2 separate regions of the Homo sapiens genome follow, and region 1 is linked to region 2. The links are chromatin loops, found by intact Hi-C in ENCODE. Cell type or tissue: Calu3. All regions are shown on one strand. Links, peaks and the distances in the headings refer to the core of each region. The heading gives the core; the rest is flanking DNA. Region 1 overlaps LSM5 (LSM5 homolog, U6 small nuclear RNA and mRNA degradation associated). Region 2 has its middle 130 kb from the start of LSM5.

Region 1 (11,660 bases), core at 1,989-9,988, 120 kb before region 2:
TCCAGGACTCAGGTCAAATCAAGGAACTGATAATAAGATCATTGAACTGTATAAATTAAGTCAAAGAACTCCTATTAAAAACAAACAGGTAATATATGCACATCGTAGAATTGTAGGTAAGCAAAAAGGAGAAGGTTGATCATGCTTTGCTGTATGTCTTCGTAGACTTTCTCAGTCCACTCTCAGTACACGTTTTATTTTACTTGCTCATCCTGATTATACTGTTTTTACCCTCCACTTAAGTCATTTTTTGAATTTAAATGGTGAATATCTTTCTGTGTCAAATATTTCAACATTAATATGTACATAGTATTAAATGGATTTACTATAAATTATTTAGCCTATTCTTACTGGCCACAGTAGTCTAACTAGATCTTTATACATTTGTATTTTTCTAGAATAAACTCAAAAATGTGTAAGATCAAAGGGTATATATTGTGTTGCCAAGAAAAAGTTTGTGCCAATGTATATTTTTGCCAGGAGTCTTTCATAGTACCATTTATATCCTTCCCAGCATTAGCTGTGTTCTACCTTCTCTCCTCTTTGCCATTTTTACAAGAAAACCGGGCATGTCTAAAGTTTTCTTTTCCTTTTTTTTTTTTTTTTTTTTTTTTTGGAGAGTCTCACTGGAATGCAGTGGCATGATCTTGGCTCCCTGCAACCTCCAGTCAGGCTGGTGTGCCTTGTCGCGATATCAACGCGACCTCCGCCTCCCAGGTTCAAGTGATTGTCCTGCCTCACCCTCCTGAGTAGCTGGGATTACAGGTGGGCGCCACCACTCCCATCTAATTTTTATATTTTTAGAGAGATGGGGTTTTACCTTGTTGGCCAGGCTGGTCTTGAACTCCTGACCTCTAGTGATCCACCTGCCTCAGCCTCCCAAAGTGCCGGTATTAAAGGCATGAGCCACCAGGCCTGGCCTAAAATTTTCTTGATTAATTTTGATCTCATTTGTATTTTGTAAATGACTTATCTGTTGAGGCTTTTGCCATTGAGATGTTTGTCTTTTTCTTACTAATTTGTAAGAATTCTTGATGGGTTTCTGTTAGTCATGTATTTTGCTAATAATTTCCCTAGTTTGTAGTTTGCCACTTAGTGCTATTTTTGACATAAATGATGTATTTTAATGTAGTTGCATGTTGACCTAGTCCATTATGGTTTTTGTATTTGGTCCACGTGGATTGGAAAACCTTTGCTTTGATTATACTTTTCTTTGGGCACTTTATGTTTTCTGCGTTTGATTTAAATCTGGAATCTATCTGGAATTTTGGTATTACCACATGGAAAAAGGATCCAACCTTATTTTCCAAAACACAAAGCACTGATTTGTAGTTTTCTCTGATTTACATGTTGTCAGTACTACTGCCTTGGCTAATTTCAAGCTACCAAGGCTTTAACAACTGGTTTGCAAAATTCTCAAGGATTTGACAGTTGATTCTCAGGAGCCAGTATGAGCTGGTTGCCTCACACTTTGCTTCTAACTCTTGGGGGCAATGCTTTCCCTCCACTGTTGTTTCTTTCCCTTTGGAGGGGAGTAAGTGATGTAACACCTGCTTCTTTCCACCCCTTTATTATTTGCTATCCCAGGGGAGCTAATAGTCATACCCAAGCTCTTCCTTTTTTCATCATAGGAGTTAGGCCAGGTGCAGTGGCTCATGTCTGTAATCCCAGTGCTACATTGTAGGTGGTCGAGGTGGAAGGATAGATTGAGGCCAGGAGTTGGAGACCAGCCTGGGTAATATAGTGAGACCCCATCTCTACCAAAAATTTTAAAAAATTAGTGAGGTGTGGTAGTGTGCATGCACCTGTAGTCCTACGTAGTTGGGAGGCTGAGGCAGGAGAATTGCTTGAGCCCAGGAGTTTGAGATTTCAGTAAGCTATGATTGCACCACTGTACTCCAGCCTGGGTGACAGTGAGACCCCGTCTCAAAACCTACAATGAAACGCCATTTCATGGGTGCTATAGAATGGCTATAATTATAAAAAATTATTGTAACAAGAATTGTACAAAAATTAATGTAACAAGTATTGGCTGGGATATGAAGAAATTGGAGCCCTAGTACCTTGCTGGTGCGAATGTAAAATGATGCATGCACTGTGGAAAATAATTTGATGATTCCTCAAAAAGTTAAACAATTACCATACGACCCTGCAACTCCTCTCCTCAGTTCATACCCAAGAGAACTAAAAACATGTCTGCACAAAAACTTGTATGAACATTCACGGCAGCATTATTCCTAATGTCTCAAAGTGGAAGCAACCCAAATGTCCATCGATGGATGGATGGATAACTGAAATGCGATATATTCATACAATAGAATATTATCTGTTAAAATGAATGAAGTACTTGTGTATGCTACAGTGTGGATGAACTGTAACATTATGCTAAGTGAAAGAAGCCAGACACAAAAGACCACATATTTGATTTATATGATCCAGAACAGGCAAATTCACAGAAATAGACAACTATACTAGTGACTGCTAATGGGTATGGGTTTGTTTTTTGGGGTGATGAAAAAGTTCTGGGATTAGATGGTTGCACAACCTTGTGAATATACTAAAAAGCACTGAATTATAACCTTAAAAGAGTGGATTTCATGTTACATGAATTACATCTCAATTTTTAAAAAGTGATGTATCTGAGGCATATCTAGTGTAACTTCTGAGGCCCTAAAGAAATTACTTTCCCATGAGTAACAGCTTGGGTTGTGGCTGCTGAAAGGACTTTAACCACCTAAGCATCAAACCCCCTTCTGGTTAAGACTGAACAGAATAAGGATTTGGGAAAGGTTGTTTTGGGCATTTAACTTAAGAATGTTGGACATTTTTTGTTTGTTTTGAGACAAGGTCTTGCTCTGTCACCCAGGCTAGAGTGCAGTGGTGTGATCAGTGCTCACTGCAGCTTCGAACCACTGGGATCAAGCGATTCTCCCCCCTTAGCCTCCCAAGTAGCTGGATCCACAGGCAGGTGCCACCATGCCCAGCTATCTTTTCTCTTTTTGTTTTTTTAAAGATAGGGTCTCGGTCTGTCACCCAGACTGGAGTGCAGTGGTCATGGCTCACTGTAGCCTCGACTTCTCGGGCTCAGGTGATCCTCCCACACTACAGGTGCACACCACCACACCTGGTTAATTTTTTGTGTTTTTGATAGAGACTGGGTCTTGTCATATTGCCCAGGCTGGTCTCAAACTCTGGGCTCAAGCGATCAACTCGCCTTGGCCTCCCAAAGTGCTGGGATTACAGTTGTGAGCCACCGTGCCTGGCCTAATTTTTTAATATTTTGTAGAGACAGGGTGTCACCATGTTGCCTAGGCTGGTTGATTCTTAACTTACAAAAATAAGGGTATTTAGTTTTGGATTTTAATTCTAGTGGAGTTTAACATTTTTGGACTTTGATTTGGAAGGAGGTTTAATTTTTGAATTCCAGTAAATTTGATAATGGCACAGGATTATATGTAGATTTGGGCATCTCTGTTGTTGGCATTTTATTATTGGGTGTTGGTGTGCTGATATGCCAGGTTAGACCATTTATTAGTTGGGGTTCTCCAGAGATGACCAATAGTATATGTATATAGATATATAAGGGGATTTATTAGGAGAATTGGTTCATGCGATTATGGAGGCTGGGAAGCCCCAAAACAGGCTGTCTGCAAGCTGGAGACCTTGATGTGGCTCAGTCCAAGTCCAAAGACCTCAGAGCTTGGGATGCTCATGATAAAATTCTCAGTCTGAGGCTGAAGGCCTGAGAACCCAGGGGGCTACTGGTGTAAGTCCTGGAGTCCAGAGGTCTCCTAAAGTTGGGATCACTCTTCCTTCTCTGTCCTCAGAGGACAACATCATCAGAACATCAGGAGTTCTTATATCCAAAGACAGAGAAGGAAGAGTTATCCCCGCTCTAGGAGGGAGACAGACATGTTGCCTTTTCTGTGTTGTTCTCTTTGGACCTTCTGTCAACTGAATGCTGGCCCACATTGAAGGTGTATCTCACCTAGTCCACTCAGACTCACACCCTAAAGTAGTCTGGAAACACCCTCATAAACACAGCCAAATAATGCTTTACTAGGTTTCTAGATATCCTTAATCCAGTTAACTTGACACCTAAAATTAGCCATCACAGATCATGTTGCAGGATCAGGAGGACCAGAGAGAGACCTTGGGGTGTATAGAGGAGGATATATTTATTATTGAGTGCACTCAGACCCTGCAGACTTAACATTGAAATACTGGGCCCAGAACAAAGACAGCACTTGATTTTATGCACACTTCACAAAAGGGGGTGGGCTAGCTTGAAGCAAGCTTACAGTGGCCTGAAAGCAGGGATACAGAGGCAGGACAAAGACAGTTAATCAAATTGTAACAGATCATAACTCAGGATTACACATGACCATTGCCAGTCAACCCAGATGTCTGTTATCTAGGTTTTGCCTAGGCACGGGCTTATCCTATAACCTTCACTGGCACCCAGGTGGCCATAACACAGGCCTGCTCAGAGGCTCTGACCTTCACTCTACTGCTTAGATAAAACAGAATGTTTGAAGTCACTGGTTACAGAGAACAGGAATCTATAAACTCATTCCATAAAACGAAGGAAAATTTGTTTTTCTTCTCCGTATGTTGAGGGAATGCTGGGAGAGTTTCCAGAGCACATTAGATAATATTATCAAGACTTCCTGGGTCTGGGCTGTGCCTTTTGCTGCCTCTGGGACAAGTCAGCCTAACACAGGAAAACTTATTTCTCTTTCTTTTTAAGTTTATTTTTCTTTAATTTCCCGCCTCAACAATGTGGTGGGCATACTTTGGGTGGGAAATGGAGTGAATTTTCAGACTTAGAATTACAGAAGCCTTGGAGTTGCCTTAATTAATATATTATTCTGACTCTGTTTAGAGCCTTTTGGGGCAAAATCTAAACTGCTTCCAGTGATCCCAATGGCAGTTGGATTTGGGAGTGATAGACTGTGTTCTTCTCTATGGCTCTAATGGTTAAGTTCAGTGAGTGAAAAGAACAAAAAGATGGGGAATGTAAGGGAAATGCTTCTTTTCTACCTCTGATGTTTTCTTCTACATGAAAGCTTAATTAGTGTAACACATCTGCCCTCTCTCTGTCCTTTTATTCTGTATGCCCGGAGACATGCAGACTGAGTTGCCTGAGGGAGTGTGGGTTCTGCTCTGCTTTTTCCTGTAAGTTTTAGAGGTGTCTGCTTCCACATGAAGAAGTCTGGGGTGGTTTGTGGTTTGCCTATGGTTTGGTGGGTACATCTGAATAATTCTGGAGTTCCAAACACAGAAGTTAACTACAGTCTGTAGATATAAGTTACATCATCCAATGTAGTAGTAGTAACAATGACTGCTGTCTGTTTTCTACTTTGCCTTTGTTCTCAATTGGTTCAGAACTCAATTGTGGAAGAAGAGTGCTAATTATTGGCCCCCCTCAAGACTCCAATAGCCCTTGAGTCTCTGCTGTACTAAGACAAAAACCTCCTCTGCCTTCCTGCCTGCCTCCCATCTCTACCCTGTCATATCTGTCCATCCCAGCCATCAGACCATCAGAGCAACTGACTGATTGATCTAAAATGCAGGATATGGTCATGCTATGTTTGGCTTTATTTTTTTGAGATGGAGTTTCGCTCTTGTTGCCCAGGCTGGAGTGCCATGGCGCGATCTCGGCTCACAGCAACCTCTGCCTCCGAGGTTCAAGCGATTCTCCTGCCTCAGCCTCCTGAGTAGCTGGGATTACACGTATGAGTTACCACGCCTGGCTAATTTTGTATTTTTAGTGGAGACGGGGTTTCTCCATGTTGGTCAGGCTGGTCTTGAACTCCCAACCTCAGGTGATCCACCCGCCTTGGCCTCCCAAAGTGCTGGGATTACAGGTGAAGCCACTCCACCTGGCCGGCTTTCAAACTTTTCAGTAAGTTACCTTCTATACAATGAAAGGCCAGGTTCCTTAACAGGTTACCATGAGGGGTGCCTGTTGACCTTCTCAGTCACATCTCAGTCTTGCCTTCACAGCACAGAATTTATAACACTGGCTGTTACCCATCTTTGGCCTTTGGCTTTACTCATGTTGGACTTTTGTGGGAAGAGCCTTATCTCCAAACCTATCTTCATTTGGTTTACTTGTATTCAAGACTAGGCTCAAATGTCTCTTCCTCCAGAAAGTCCTATGGGAACCCTCATCCCTCTATCACTACTCAATGCTTATATGGGACAGGTCATGGAGGCTTTTGTTATATTGTGAAACTGTCTTGAGTAGCTACTCTCTCCTAGAAAAACAACAGCCTCAAGCAGTTCATACCATGCACAGTCCTGGTTTCAAAGGAAACAAATCCTATTACATTGTTGGACCATAGACTAGAGTATGGGCCCCCATCATCTGAGTATGTTGAGTTTGGCTGGTGTGGTCGATTGGCCCTCAGTGCAGTGATGCAAGTGGGCTTCTGGCTGTTACCTGGGAAGATCAGAGGCAGAAGCTTGGGAGCTCTAGCAGGGTCCTGGTGCTCTATGAGTACCACTCTTGGAAGACAGCAGCCCTCCTGGCTGACATCTCTCTAAGAAGTGGAGCTGGTACTTCTCACATCAACCTGACACCCAAATTGACGCTCTGTGTACTTCAGTCACAAGGAGTTGAAGTTAGTGGGCATGAGGCTGGAATAGAGAGTGGTCAGAAAACAGACCTCATCTACTTTATCCAGGAGTGACCCTGACTGAATCTTTGCTTTATTAGACATTTCATTCTTGAATTTAAGAAAAATCATGCATGATACCAACTGACCACAAGAGGACACTGTGGAACTAGGCAGGCAGCTAGTTGCTAGAGCCAAGGCTTTTTAGTTTTCCCCAGAGCCTCATTTGAACTCAGGTTTCTTGTCTCCTACTCTGCTGAGCTTCCTATTGGATCACACCACAAGGGCAGGTAAAGGGTTGAATTATACTACTATTTCACACCTCCTTCCCTTTTTTTTTTTTTTTTTTTTTGCAAAAGAGGAATCTGTTTTTCATTCATTTATTTCATATTTTCTATATGAGGTGCCTTTTCTATTGTAAAATAGAATTGAGAGGAGAGTGCTTTGGAAGCCAGGATGAAGGGATGATTTCAGAGGTCTGGAGGTTTTATCACAGGGGAATAAAGAGTCATAGGTATGATGAAGTGGCTTCAAAAAACAGCATGAGTTCAGAAAGGAGTAAAGATCCCGGGAGTGCATAGTGACTCTGCTTGACAAAGCTAAATCTCCTACCCTGGAGAGTAGAGGGGTTAAGTAAAAACTAAAACCAAACCAGTGACAAGAGCTGCACAGCTTCCACATGTAAACTATGCATCTTCTGGACCCAGTATTTTTCCCTGGGCCCCTTGATAGGAAGGAGTCCGGGGACTGTGTCAGCCACACACAGGAGAAGAAGGGAGGTCAACAGTTTGGAAAGGGAGATGGAAGAACAATCAGGAAACTTGAGTTTGTCACCAAGTGGCTTTGTAACCTTGGGGCAAGTCACTCTTTTTTCTTTCAGGGCTTCAACATTTTTACCTATAAAACAAGAGTGAAGCTGAATGTTTGGGTTCCTTTCTAGCACTGCCTCTCTGCCTTGGTTGTCTGCACTTCAATGGAAGAGGACATCAGCCCAGGGCCTGAGGCCTCAGTGGGGAGAAGGGGAGGTTGACCTCTGGTGAGGGGTCATGTCCTTGGGGCTCAGGCATGCTCCCTCTTCCCTCTAACCATGGGCATCCCATCACTGCTGGCCATGCTGTGTTTGGAATCTGAGGTGAATTGGGAGTCTTTGGGAACTTGGGAGCCTGTCCCCACATCTGTGGATTGCTCTGACTTAATGTCCTGTGGGAATTTAGCAGTTTTGGATATGGTAACTAATCTTGTTTTTTTTTTTGTTTTCTTTTGTTTTTGTTTTTTTTTTTTTTTGAGATGGAGTCTCACTCTTTTGCCCAGGCCGCAGTGCAGTGGCGCTATCTCGGCTCACTGCAAGCTCAGCCTCCCGGGTTCACGCCATTCTCCTGCCTCAGCCTCCGGAGTAGCTGGGAGTATAGGCGCCTGCCAGGGTGCCTGGCTCTTTTTTTTTTTTTTTTTTTTTTTTTGTATTTTTAGTAGAGACGGGGTTTCACCGTGATAGCCAGAATGGTCTTGATCTCCTGACCTCATGATCTGCCCGCCTTGGCCTCCCAAAGTGCTGGGATTACAGGCGTGAGCCACCGCACCTGGCCTTTTTTTTTTTTTTTTTTTTGAGACAGGGTCTTGCTGTGCTGCCCAGTCTGGAATGCGGTGGCACAATCTTGGCTCACTGCAACCTCTGCCTCCCAGGCTCAAGCCATCCTTCTGCCTCAGCCTCCTGACTAGCTGGGACTACAGGCAAGTGCCTGGCTAATTTTTGGTATTTTTTGTAGAAATGGGGTTTCACCATGTTGCTCAGGCTGGTCTGGAACTCCTGGACTCAGGCCATCCTCCCGCCTTGGTCTCCCAAAGCACTGGGATTATAGGCGTGAGCCACTGCGCCCGGCCACTGTAGCTCATCTTTTAAAGCTGTAATGCTCCTTGCTTTCCTTGCTTCCTTCTCCTTTTCTCTTCTGTTTCAATGAGAACAAACTTGAAAACCATCAGACTGAAGGCCACTTCAAGAGGAATCATGGTCTGGTGTAGAAGCCCTAATGCTACAGACTGAGTGAGCCCCGGCAAGCAATTTTCCCTCTTTGGGTCTTGGTTTTCTCATCTTTTAAGCCAAAGCAGTGACTCAGACCTTTCTTACTCCACACAGTTATTCTGGAGATCCAAAGGGCTCATAGGTGTGAAATGCTTTAACTTGAATAACTTTCCATGTTGACATGAGGGCTAACTGGATCCCTATTCCTTCATCATTGGATATCAGCTGGTAACATCCTGGCTGGCTTTTACATCTATATTGCTTTCCAAAAAGAGCTGTGGTATCCTATAAAATAATTTATCATTGTATCTGCTATAGCAATAGGGAAATGTACTAGAATAGAAGATCGTGGCCATGGGATGTGGTGACTCAGATGTGGGTCATGGGCTCTGCTGCCTCCTCTGTTCTCTGGGAAGGACTCTACTTACCTCCTTTCATGCAATTTTTTGTGTCCATAATTGCTGCTTCTTGGGCCATAGGTCCCATTCATACTTCCTCATAGTAACCCTGTTATTTGTCATTGGTATTAGCCAGCTCCACAGTCAGCATCTCATGAGGGTAATAAGAAGTGGGAAGGACCTTATTTTTTCCTGTACTGAATTGCCTGGAGAGCATCTCTTGTTGATTGCAGCTGGAAGTGTGACATTTAGTAAGTGGAGAAACTTGAATCAGGCAAGTGGCAGCCTGTGCCAGCAGGAGGGTAAGAAAGGGCTGAGGAAGAAGGGAAATGCTCAGTGGAGTAATTTGGCCCAGGTGTTTTCCTGGCTCCAGGTTGGGTGTTCACATTACCACAGGTGGGGATTGTAGATGCTCAAGGAATTTTCCATTGTGATAGAAACCACAAATGAGCATGCATAGACACCTAGTTTCTTCTATTCCATCTGACACCTGTGTTGGGAAAATAAACTCCGAGAGGTAAGCACCTCACCCAAGGACTTCCTGCTTTTCCAGTGACTAGTGCTTGAGTATGACACAAGCCTGCATTGAGATCTGTGGCTTCTCAAGGCACGGGTCCAGAGTGGGATGAGCTGGAAGGGAGCTTACATCACCTCTAGGCCCAGTCCCTCACTTTATAGGTGGGGAGACCTAGGCTCAAAGAGAGGCCTTAACTTGATAAGGGATTCAGGGGCTGTGCTGGAACTGGTGCTTAGATCATTGGGACCTGATTCAGAGCTCTTGGCTGTGCCTCTCCACCTATGTGACTGGATGATGATGGTTGGGTTACCCTGGATAAAATTACCTTCCTCTCCCCCAGAGGCTGAAACCACTTGTGTCCAAACTCTTGCACTTTCTCCATGGGTATCATAGAGATACTCATTTCTAGTTTATTTCTAAAGAGCCATCTCTTCCCTGCAGGTGCATTACTTCTCAGAGTGATGCCTCTTCCAACTCACAGCCCCTGGGAACTTGAGAAGTGCTGACAATCAGCAGCAGAAGACAAATGATGTGGGGGGATCAGGAGGAGGGACTTTGATGGGACAGGAGCCTGCAAGGAAGAGGGCCCACGGAGGAATTTAAAGGCAGCCTGGGGATGGGGTGGGGGAATCTGGCTTCTAATACCTGTTTTGTCATTTCTCAATTGTGTGACCTTGGAGAAGTTACTTAATATCTCTAAGCCTTGGTGCCCTACTCTGCAAAATGGGGATGGTAACATGTACTTCAGGGTTATATGAGAATGATATGAAATACTGTATTTGATAATATATATTATATTATAGATGTAATATATAAGGGCTAATATATATGAAATATATGTGATATGACAGCATCCCACGGTGCGGGATGGGCAGTAGGTGCTCCACAGGAGGGAGTTTCTTCACTCCTGGCAACAGCTGCAGTGCCTGGAGCACTTCCTATCTTCCTCCCTTTGCAGAGCTCTCTACCCTCAAGACTTCTCCAGTTGTGCAGGTGACATGTTACAGTGACAAAGGTTAAGCAGTATTTTTTTTTTTTAAGAAAAAATGGGGTATATTTATTGGTTCATGTAGTTTAACCTTCCAGTTTCTGGCATGCCTAGCTCCACGGGCTCTAAAGATGTCATCAGGATGCAGTCTCTCCATCTCTTTGCCTTATTCTCCTCCTTGTTCTTTCCATTCTCAGGCACACTCTCCCTGATGGAGATAAGAGCAAGGATGCAGACCCACATTTTGGTGTCAGCAGAAAGCCCAGCAGAAAGACCATCAATAGAAGTGATATTAATATAGCATTTTGTAGGGGGCCCTGGACACCTGCTTTTTGCCTTTGACCATCCACCTTTTTCTAAGTGGCCCCCAGGAAAAATATATGCACAGAGGATTATAAGCATTTTTTCTTGCTTGGGCACGGTGGCAGAAATGGCTGGTTGGCTTCCATTTTTCACTCTTTCCTTCCATGGCTGCCCAACTAAAGACACATTTCTATGCCTCCATTTCAGCAAAGTTTAATCATGTAAGAATCATGTCACGAGATCGTGGCCAATGAAGTATGGATGAAGTGGTAGAGGATGAGATGAGTGCTGCGGAAGAAAAGGAAGAAGGCAATAGTGGTGCTGCCATACCAGTCGTAGACCACCTACCTGGCCGTTTGTATGAGAAAGCCATCTTATTTAACCCACTTGGTTAAGCCTAACCGATACAGGCACAAATGCAAGCCATAGCGTCCTACTGATTGAGATCAGACTATACAGAAGACTTCTGCTGCCCAGGTTGGAGGCTGTCCTGGGCCTGGATTTGGAGCTTGTTGGAGACAAGACAGAATTTTCCAAAGCAAGGAAAATTGGAACAGCTTGCCTCAGGGGAATTCCTGCTCTTAGTTGGTTCAGATGTCTGTGGCCAATGAAGCCTTCAGGGGCTGGCTCGCAGAAGCCTGGGAAAAGCTACAGGAATGAAATGAATGCAAAGATTGTTTGACATTATTTTTATCAACTCCTTTACATTTACTTTCCCAGAAAGCCTTTTGAAACCCTGTTTTATTATGAAAATATTCAAACATTCACAAAACTAGAGAAAATACCTATTCCTAGATTCAACAGTGATGAACAT
Region 2 (8,000 bases), core at 1-8,000:
GACCCCATCGTTCTCCCCGCCCTGGGGGAGCGCCCTCCTCTGTGCTCCTGCCACATTCCGGCCCCTCTGTTGTAGCACTCACTCTGTTGCATTGAAAGTGCATGTTAACTTGCCAGTCTCCACAGAGCAGAGCCATTTATCCATCTTTGCAGCTCCAGCCTCTGGCACAAAACAGATGCTGTTGAATGACGGACTAAAGAAACCTAGGCTTGAACTCTTTCTAGGTTCTTGAGGAGTAAAGAGCAGACACATTTACTTTTTTATCCAGTGAATATTTCTGAGTACCTGCATGGTGCCAGGCTGAGAGAAGGCTGTTTGGGAGGAGAGCGGCATTGGTAAGGACATGATTGAGATGCACCGTGGTCACTGGTATGAGAAAGAGATGTACAAAGTGCCAGGGGAGCACGAGGCAGGAAAGGAAGGAGGCACTGCTGCCCAGGTGACTTAAGGAAGGTGTCACCAAGGGCAGCTGAGGTGGACCTTGAAGAGGCAGAGATCACAATTTCCCCCAGGGTGGAAGGGCAGAGGGCACAAGGAGAGCAAAGGCCCAGTGGTGGGCATGCGTGGCATGTGCGAGGGTCAGGGGCAGTGTGCGCAGGGCGTGGGAAGGTGTGTGTCACTTCCCAACATATTGCTTAAAAAATTCAGCCACCTAGCAAATGTAATAAAGAAGGATTGCTGTACTCATAAACCATCCAAAAAACAGCTACCCAACCAGAGCATTCTAATTAGCAAAGATGACATATAATCCTGCTGCTTTGGGTGTGGTTCTACAGACAGGGATGAAGGGGCTGGGATTCTAAATGCTGTCTCCAGCATCTCATGGATTAGACATCTTAGGGCATCCTGCCTTTGCACCTACCGTGAAAGACTGCAGATAGGACCTGGAGGCAGAACTCAGCTGGATGCCTGCTTGAGCTCCTACTACCTGTGAGAACCTGCGCAGTTGGCTTCACCCCAGCTTCCCCAACTGTACAAAGCTATGAGTACTGAATGAGGCCTCGGGTGTGAAGGTGCCCTGCATGGTGTCTCACACTTAATAGTTGTGTGTTAAATAAGTCCCTTCTTTTCGCTCCCCATCCTCCCCTTTCCTCCATGCCTGTAAAATAGGATAGAGCTAATACCTCCTTCCTACGATTGTTTTTAAGATTAAATGAATTCGTACCCATAAAGCTCTTCAACCGTGCCTAGCATACAGTAAGTGCTCACTTAGTGTTAGCTGCTGCTGTTGTTGTTATTATTAGGTCACCTCATGGGTTTCTATTGCCTTTGTCTTCATATTTTCCGATCCCAAGTCTTTGAGTTTAGACAGGGAAATTTTATGTCTTCAGAGAGCAGAAGCAAATATACTTTTCTTTCTATCTCCTAAAGGATTTCCTCAAGACCAGCCTCATAATCTGCTGGGCTCAGTGCATGATGAAAATGCAGGGCCCCTTGTTTGTAAATTAGTACAAATTTCAAAATGGGGTCAGAACAGCATCAAAACCAAGTGTGGTCCCTTTTGAGAGTGGAGCCCTGTGCCATCCCACCTGTTACACCCCATGAAGCTGGCCCCAGGTTTCTCCTCCTCCTCCAAAGCTTTGGCTTTACAGCATCTGAATGGACAAGAACCAGAGCAGCGCTGCACACTCTCCACCGCTTCCCTTTGAAGTCAGATCACACAGGTTCACAAAATGAGAAAGACCTCTGCCTTGAGGCAAAGGAGGAAAAAGTGATACTGCCCTCACTTGTGTTTTGTCCTCTCACAACCACTGGATATCTCTCACTACCATCTTTGATAATGGTAACCATGACAACAGATAGGAGTGGAGGGCTTGCTTTAGGTCTCTCATCTTACTAATCATGTTTTGCTCCCAGACACTTTATAGATCGCAAAGACAATTAACGTTTCATGGTAAGCATAGATGTCCCATTCATTGTTTCTTTTCATTCCAGATTGGTCAGCCCCCATGTCCCGTGATCAGGAGAGTGAGTTGAGAGTTGGTCTCTGCCCTCTAAGTGGTGGCCACTGAATACCAAGGGAGAGTCTGGCCTTTGCTGGGCTCGGTGTGGAATTCAGAGTCAGGGAAGATATCGTCCTTATTCTCCCAGAAATCTGCAATCAAGTATGGTGGCCATACTTGGTTTAAAATAAATGCAAATGTAGCCCATCTGTAATTATAGGAGGAGTCAATGGAGGAATGGATGTGCTTGGGTGGGTGCATTGGAGACTTCCTGGATGGGGTGGCATTTGAGTTGATCTTGAAGAATGGATGAGATTTGGATGGGTGCTGGGGAGGAAGGAAGGCATTTCAGGTGGAGGAACTGCATGAGCAAAGGCTCTTCCATGAGAATGGAACAGTTGTGCTGGGAACAGTGAGGAAATTGAGCCGAATGGAGTAGAAGAGACCACAATGATTTGGGTCAAAAAATAAGACAGCCTCTTACATTTATACAATTTATATTTAAATAAGGTAAAAAGAATGATCATTTATAGAAACACAATAAAACATAGTGATTAAGAGTGCAAGCTTTGGAGCTGGATTCATGCGTGCATGTGTTTATTCACTCAATAAATGTTAACCGAGCACTTACTATGTGTGCTAGGCACTCTTGTAGGTATTGGAGACATAGAGGCAACAAGGCAGGCAAAGTCTCCTGCCTTCAGGATTTACAATTTAGTGGGAAAGATAGATGATGAATAAAATAAATGAGTCATATACATATACATATACATATATTCACATATAATATACACATACATACCGTTAAGGAGAACGAGAGCCAGACAGTAAAGTACTAAACACAGATTTTATTTAGAAATTATTGCAATAGGGGAAAAGACACCTCAGTATTGAACTGAGCTCAATTCTGAATACAACATGGAAAAACGGGGATTTATAACCAAGGAGCAGGGTTCGGGGAAAGGGAGGTGGTCGGAGGATGAAAAGTTACTAGGAAGAGACATCAAGGGTAGAGAAATTCTTGCTAAACTGACTTAACTGGATTTTTGCTGAAGGCAGGTGAAAAGCTTATATACCAAAGGTGGGGGATGAGGAATTTGATCATATATCAAGGGCGTCAGATATCAAGGGTGGGGATTCTCACTAAACCACTTTAGCAGGATTCGATGCAGGCCCAGCAAGGACAGGAGCCAAGGTCAAGGCCTAGCTGAGAAGAGAGCTCAGAAGAGCCTAAGTAAAGTTTGGTTGAAGAGAGACTGTTACACACACACACACACACAGACACACACACACACAATGTTAGATGATGAGATGATGAGGTATGCTATGGAGAAGAATAAAGCAGGAGAGGGAGATATGGAATGCTGGATCGAAATCCCCACTTTGCTATTTGCCAACTATATGATCCTGAGCAAATTACTTACCTTTCCTGTGTCTCAATTTCCTCACCTGTAAAATGGGAACAATAGTAAGTTCTCATTCATAGAACGGTGAAGACTACAACACTCCCTGCACCCAGTAGTGCTCAATGACTGTTGGTTGTGCTGCATGTGCCCAGCTCTCTTCCTGACTCTGGGGATGCAGAGTTATCCATGCAGGCTCAAGACAGTCTCTGCCCCACTTTCCACACCCCCACTTGCCCGCTGTCTAGTCTCTTTACAGAGCTCAGCAGAGTTCTTTATAGAGCTCTGATTCGATCCTTACCACAACCTGTGAAGGAGCTGTGGTCTATATTATCAACTCCTCTTGCCAATGAACACACTGCAGCTTGAGAGGGGCTGCTGTTTGAGTCTAATTATATTGTGCTGCTATTTGGCATATTTAGAATTATTTGTTTCCAATTCCCATTCCTTCTGTCTTTTGAAGTCAACATTAAGTTCCGAAGAACAAACATGCCTGTCGGGGTTGCAGAAGGAAAGATACTCTTGTGTTTGGCAAGCTTGTTCTGGAGGGCATGGGCAAAGTCTTGTTTTGGTTTGGGAATATTTGTTAGGTTGTGGACCTGTAATGAACAGATTTTGACAGACACTGCGTGGGAAGGGGAGGAGGAAAACAGAAAGCCAAACATAATAGAAGATAACACAGTGCTGGGAGCAGTGCCGGGCACTTTCTCTTAGGAGACAGTGTAGCTCTCCGGTCCAGAGCATAAGGTCAGCAGGCCTCTGCTGGGGTCACTGCCTGCCCCATGGAAGTGCCCCTGCAAATTGGAAAACTTTAGAATTGCAAATTAGATGTAAGACACAAACTCATGAACACTTTGAGTCTCCAGATGAAGCTGGACACTTCTGAGATCTTGGGCCTAAAGATGCAGATCCTCCCCACTGAGCAGGATCTAAACCCCAGGAAAATGCCAGCTGATGTCTACCTGATAGCTTGGAAGGGCCATTGATAGGTTGCAGGCTCCAGTGATTTACGTGTTACCACAGTGAAGGCATGTACTCACCAGATGGCACTATAGATAAAGAAATGCTGGTGTTAGGTCCTGAAAATCATCTCCAGGTAGGGAAACAGAACGGGGGCTTGTTACAGTGAGTTTGAGGGATCTGCTGATTTCACAACTTTCCCCCTGAGCTGGGCACCCGGTTTAGCCCGCCTAATTCTATTTGAATACCCACTTTCTAAGCCTTTCTCAACATTTTAGTTCCTCCAAAGTCCATTAGTTGAGTTTCCTGTTAAAATGGTTCCATTCTGAAACTAGTGCTCAGAGCAAAGAACAGAAAGAAGACAGAACTTATTTTAAAAAGGTGGCTGAAATTTAAATTCAAATGTGTTTTATTTTATATTTTCTCTGAATTGCACACTGTTCAGCCACAACACAGTCACTTAAAGGTTTTTTTTTTGTGTGTGATGGAATCTCGCTCTGTTGCCCAGGTTGGAGTGCAGTGGTGCGATCTCTGCTCACTGCAAGCTCCACCTCCCAGGTTCATGCCATTCTCCTGCCTCAGCCTCCCAAGTAGCTGGGACTACAGGCACCTGCCACCATGCCCGGCTAATTTTTTTTGTATTTTTATTAGAGACGGGGTTTCACAGTGTTTGCCAGGATGGTCTCAATATCCTGACCTCGTGATCCACCCGCCTGGCCTCCCAAAGTGCTGGGATTACAGGCATGAGCCACTGAGCCCGGCCTAAAGTTTTTATACACAAATGATATGCTCAGAAGTGAAGACAGGCTTTTTCCAGATTAGGAAGGATGTGGTGTGTGTAGATCTTGGCAAAAAATAAGTGGCATTCATCTAGCATGTCCCCTCGAGGAGTCTTCATCTGGTGCACATGCACTGTACTCTCGCTTTTCAAACCCGGGGATGAATTTCACTCTCTTAGCTATGGAAATCAGCCTGGAATACACTTATTCATAGTTCATTTGTAAAGAAAATGAGTTGTATGTATGAAAAGCACATGCGACTGATTCAATATAAATCTGAAAAATCAAGGCTGGAATAGCAGAAGTAGGTGATTAGGTGACCATGGCATATTAAATAAAATAAACTAACAGACCATCAGCTAATTTGCAGGGGTGAGGAGGCTGATGTTTCCCTTCAAAGGGATTCTTGACAGACTGTCCATGGTACTTCTTTTGTGGCCAGAGGAGCTGGAAGACATTTTATAATTTTCACGATGATTTGTGAATATAATTCTATAATGTGCCCATCTAAATGAGATTCTAAATAATTCAAAACACCTGGGTTAAGGAAACAACTATAATTCACTCAGGGCTCATGTCTTCATGGTCTTGTGTCCACTTTTAACAGCTTTCTAGGCAGCAAGGTTTTGTTTTACTAAGCGAGTATTTCTCTCTTACTGTCATCAAGTCAAGATCATTGTAATTAACAAGGAGCCAACCTTTTTTCTCTTTGCTCTCTGAGTGCATGAGAAACACTATGTTGCTGAAAAAGACATTGTGGGGTCTTTGCCAGTGAACCAGTTTCCTAGATGAAAGCACTTCTGATTTCTTGGGGTTCTAAAACCTGAATGTTGGCTGGAGCCTTGGTGATCCTCTGCTCAGACATTTTATCCCTGTCCTCTACCATATCCCTCATGGATCATCCATCCACTTTCTGATTGAGCTGAGAATTATTTTCCATCTAAAAGTGTTTCTTGGTTTCTCCATTGTCTACTCTGTGCATAGGTTCCCCCTATTGTCCAATTATCTGTCAAGATATTATCAGTAGATTTTCTCTCAATGAGGAACACATCCCAGTGAAATGAAAAATGAGAGCCAAATGGATTATACTTTAACATTTGAGAGTATGATGGGAGAACTTTTGGAAATAAATTTGTATCTTAGCTTAAATGAGAGCTTTGAGAAAATCCATCTACTATATTTATCAAAACTTGCAGCTCCTTCAGAGAGTATGTATTGCATTTTTCATTCAGTCGCCATTTGTTGAGTCCCTTCCTTTCGCCAGGCTCTGGGACAAACCAGGGAGTTGCAAAGATAAATAAGTCATAGTCCCTGTCCCTGGGGAGCTTGGCAGGTGAATAAACAAATAACTATGATATGGCACATTAAAAACTATCTTAGAAATAGGAACAAACTGCTAAGGGAACTTAGAGGAGGGAATGCTGAGAGAGTAGTGCCATTTATGTCGGATCTTGCTAGATCTTGACACATGGGGAGGAATTGATAGGATTTGGGGGGAAGCAGAAACGGAGAAAGATTTGAGGGGATGGTGGGGGACACATTGCAGAAAAGGGAGGGGCACTGTAACACTCCAAGGAGTGTGTGCCACGATGCCTTCTCTTTGGTTTCAGTCAAAACCCTCTCAACCTAGCGAGCTGCTGCAGTGGATGTTTGGAGTGTGCACTGCCCCTCTTGGGCAGGGCTGCGTGTTTTCTATTTAAGTCTGCATTGAGGGCTAAGGGAGGCTTAGCCTGCTTCTGGACTGAGATGGTCCCAGCCATCTTGCCTTCCCATAGAATCAGAAGCTCAGAGCTCCCCTTATTAACTGCCAGGGCAGCTTTCATGTTCGCGGAGATTGACTTTCACACTTGGGACTCCCTTTACTTGAGCCAGCTCTGGCTTTCTGCACTGCTTTGTGGGTGAAGGAGCTGTGGTTAGTTACCTGGGACCCTTCTAGGGCTTTAAGAGCTTTGGGGTGTTGAGAGAGTGAGAAAGCCAGGGGTTGGTTCCTGCCAGGGATGAGAGCTCCTGACTCTGAGAGAAGCGACCAGGTGCCAAGCTCTGAAACAAGACGAAGTCCTCCAGAGAGGGAAACTCCAATGGCCACTGAAATCAGAATTGCCTTTGCAAAGAAGATTTGGAATGTAAAAAGAAAAAGCTTAAAGAGTCATCAGGGCCCTTAGGCCTTAGAGAGATCTTCTGGCCCAGGGATAGCAAGTGTTTCATCTTTTGTACTGACTCTCACTGAATGCTGATAATTGTCTGGAAGGCTGGGTTGAGGAGGCTTCTGCACAAATGAGGAAGTTGTGTGTGAGACCAAATTACACATGAGTGGCAATGACTGAGTGAGGATCCATATCTCTCAATTCCTAGGCAGAACTCTGGGACAGGTTGTGTGGCCCTCCCAAACTCATGAGCTTGGGCTCTTCCCCTGCAAGGATTTTTACAAACTTTTTTTTAAACAAGGTATCATTCTGTCACCTAGGGTGGAGTGCAGTGGTGAGATCACAGCTCATTGCAGTCTCGGCCTCCTAAGTAGCTGGGAGTACAGGTATGCATCACCATGCTCAGTTAATATTAAAAAATTTTTTTGTGTGAGACAGGGTCCCACTATGTTGCTCAGACTGGTCTCAAACTTCTGGCCTCAAGTGATTCTCTTGCTTTGACTTCCTGAAGTACCAAGATTACAGGCATGAGCTACTGCACCTGGCCCAAACTTTTAAAGTTAGAAAACTGCAGAGATCTCTGTGTGTCAACTAGATAATAGCATTCCAACAATTGTGATTGATGAAGGGAAAAAGAGGTTTCTCCACATTTATCACTACTGGCCAAATATCTATATTCATCAAAGCTCAAGGAGTTGGCCTGGCATCTGGTGTATTTTATTCTCCTGAAATAATTTGGCAGTTAAGTTTTTTCTGGGGGTTTTAGATGTC

The links. Peaks named below come from ENCODE experiments on the same cell type or tissue, not always from the same donor. Only the 100,000 strongest peaks of a DNase experiment are listed, where the experiment ranks them.
Region 1: it touches region 2 in a loop (4-fold over the local background); 10 of 110 quality-filtered maps call a loop at or near these places.

What each region holds. Positions count from the first base shown.
Region 1 is chr7:32,474,898-32,486,557 of GRCh38, reverse strand. It overlaps LSM5 (LSM5 homolog, U6 small nuclear RNA and mRNA degradation associated), which reads left to right. Exons shown (of 5, transcript NM_012322.3): 5 at 1-1,220. Among named protein-coding and RNA genes, the nearest start is that of LSM5, 9.7 kb to the left of the region's middle. In Calu3, for the core only: a CTCF peak has its summit at 6,748 (motif pointing right); a DNase peak (open chromatin) is centred at 6,787.
Region 2 is chr7:32,354,121-32,362,120 of GRCh38, reverse strand. It overlaps a transcript of PDE1C not described here. Among named protein-coding and RNA genes, the nearest start is that of LSM5, 130 kb to the left of the region's middle. In Calu3, for the core only: a CTCF peak has its summit at 4,366 (motif pointing right); no DNase peak of the experiment used is centred there.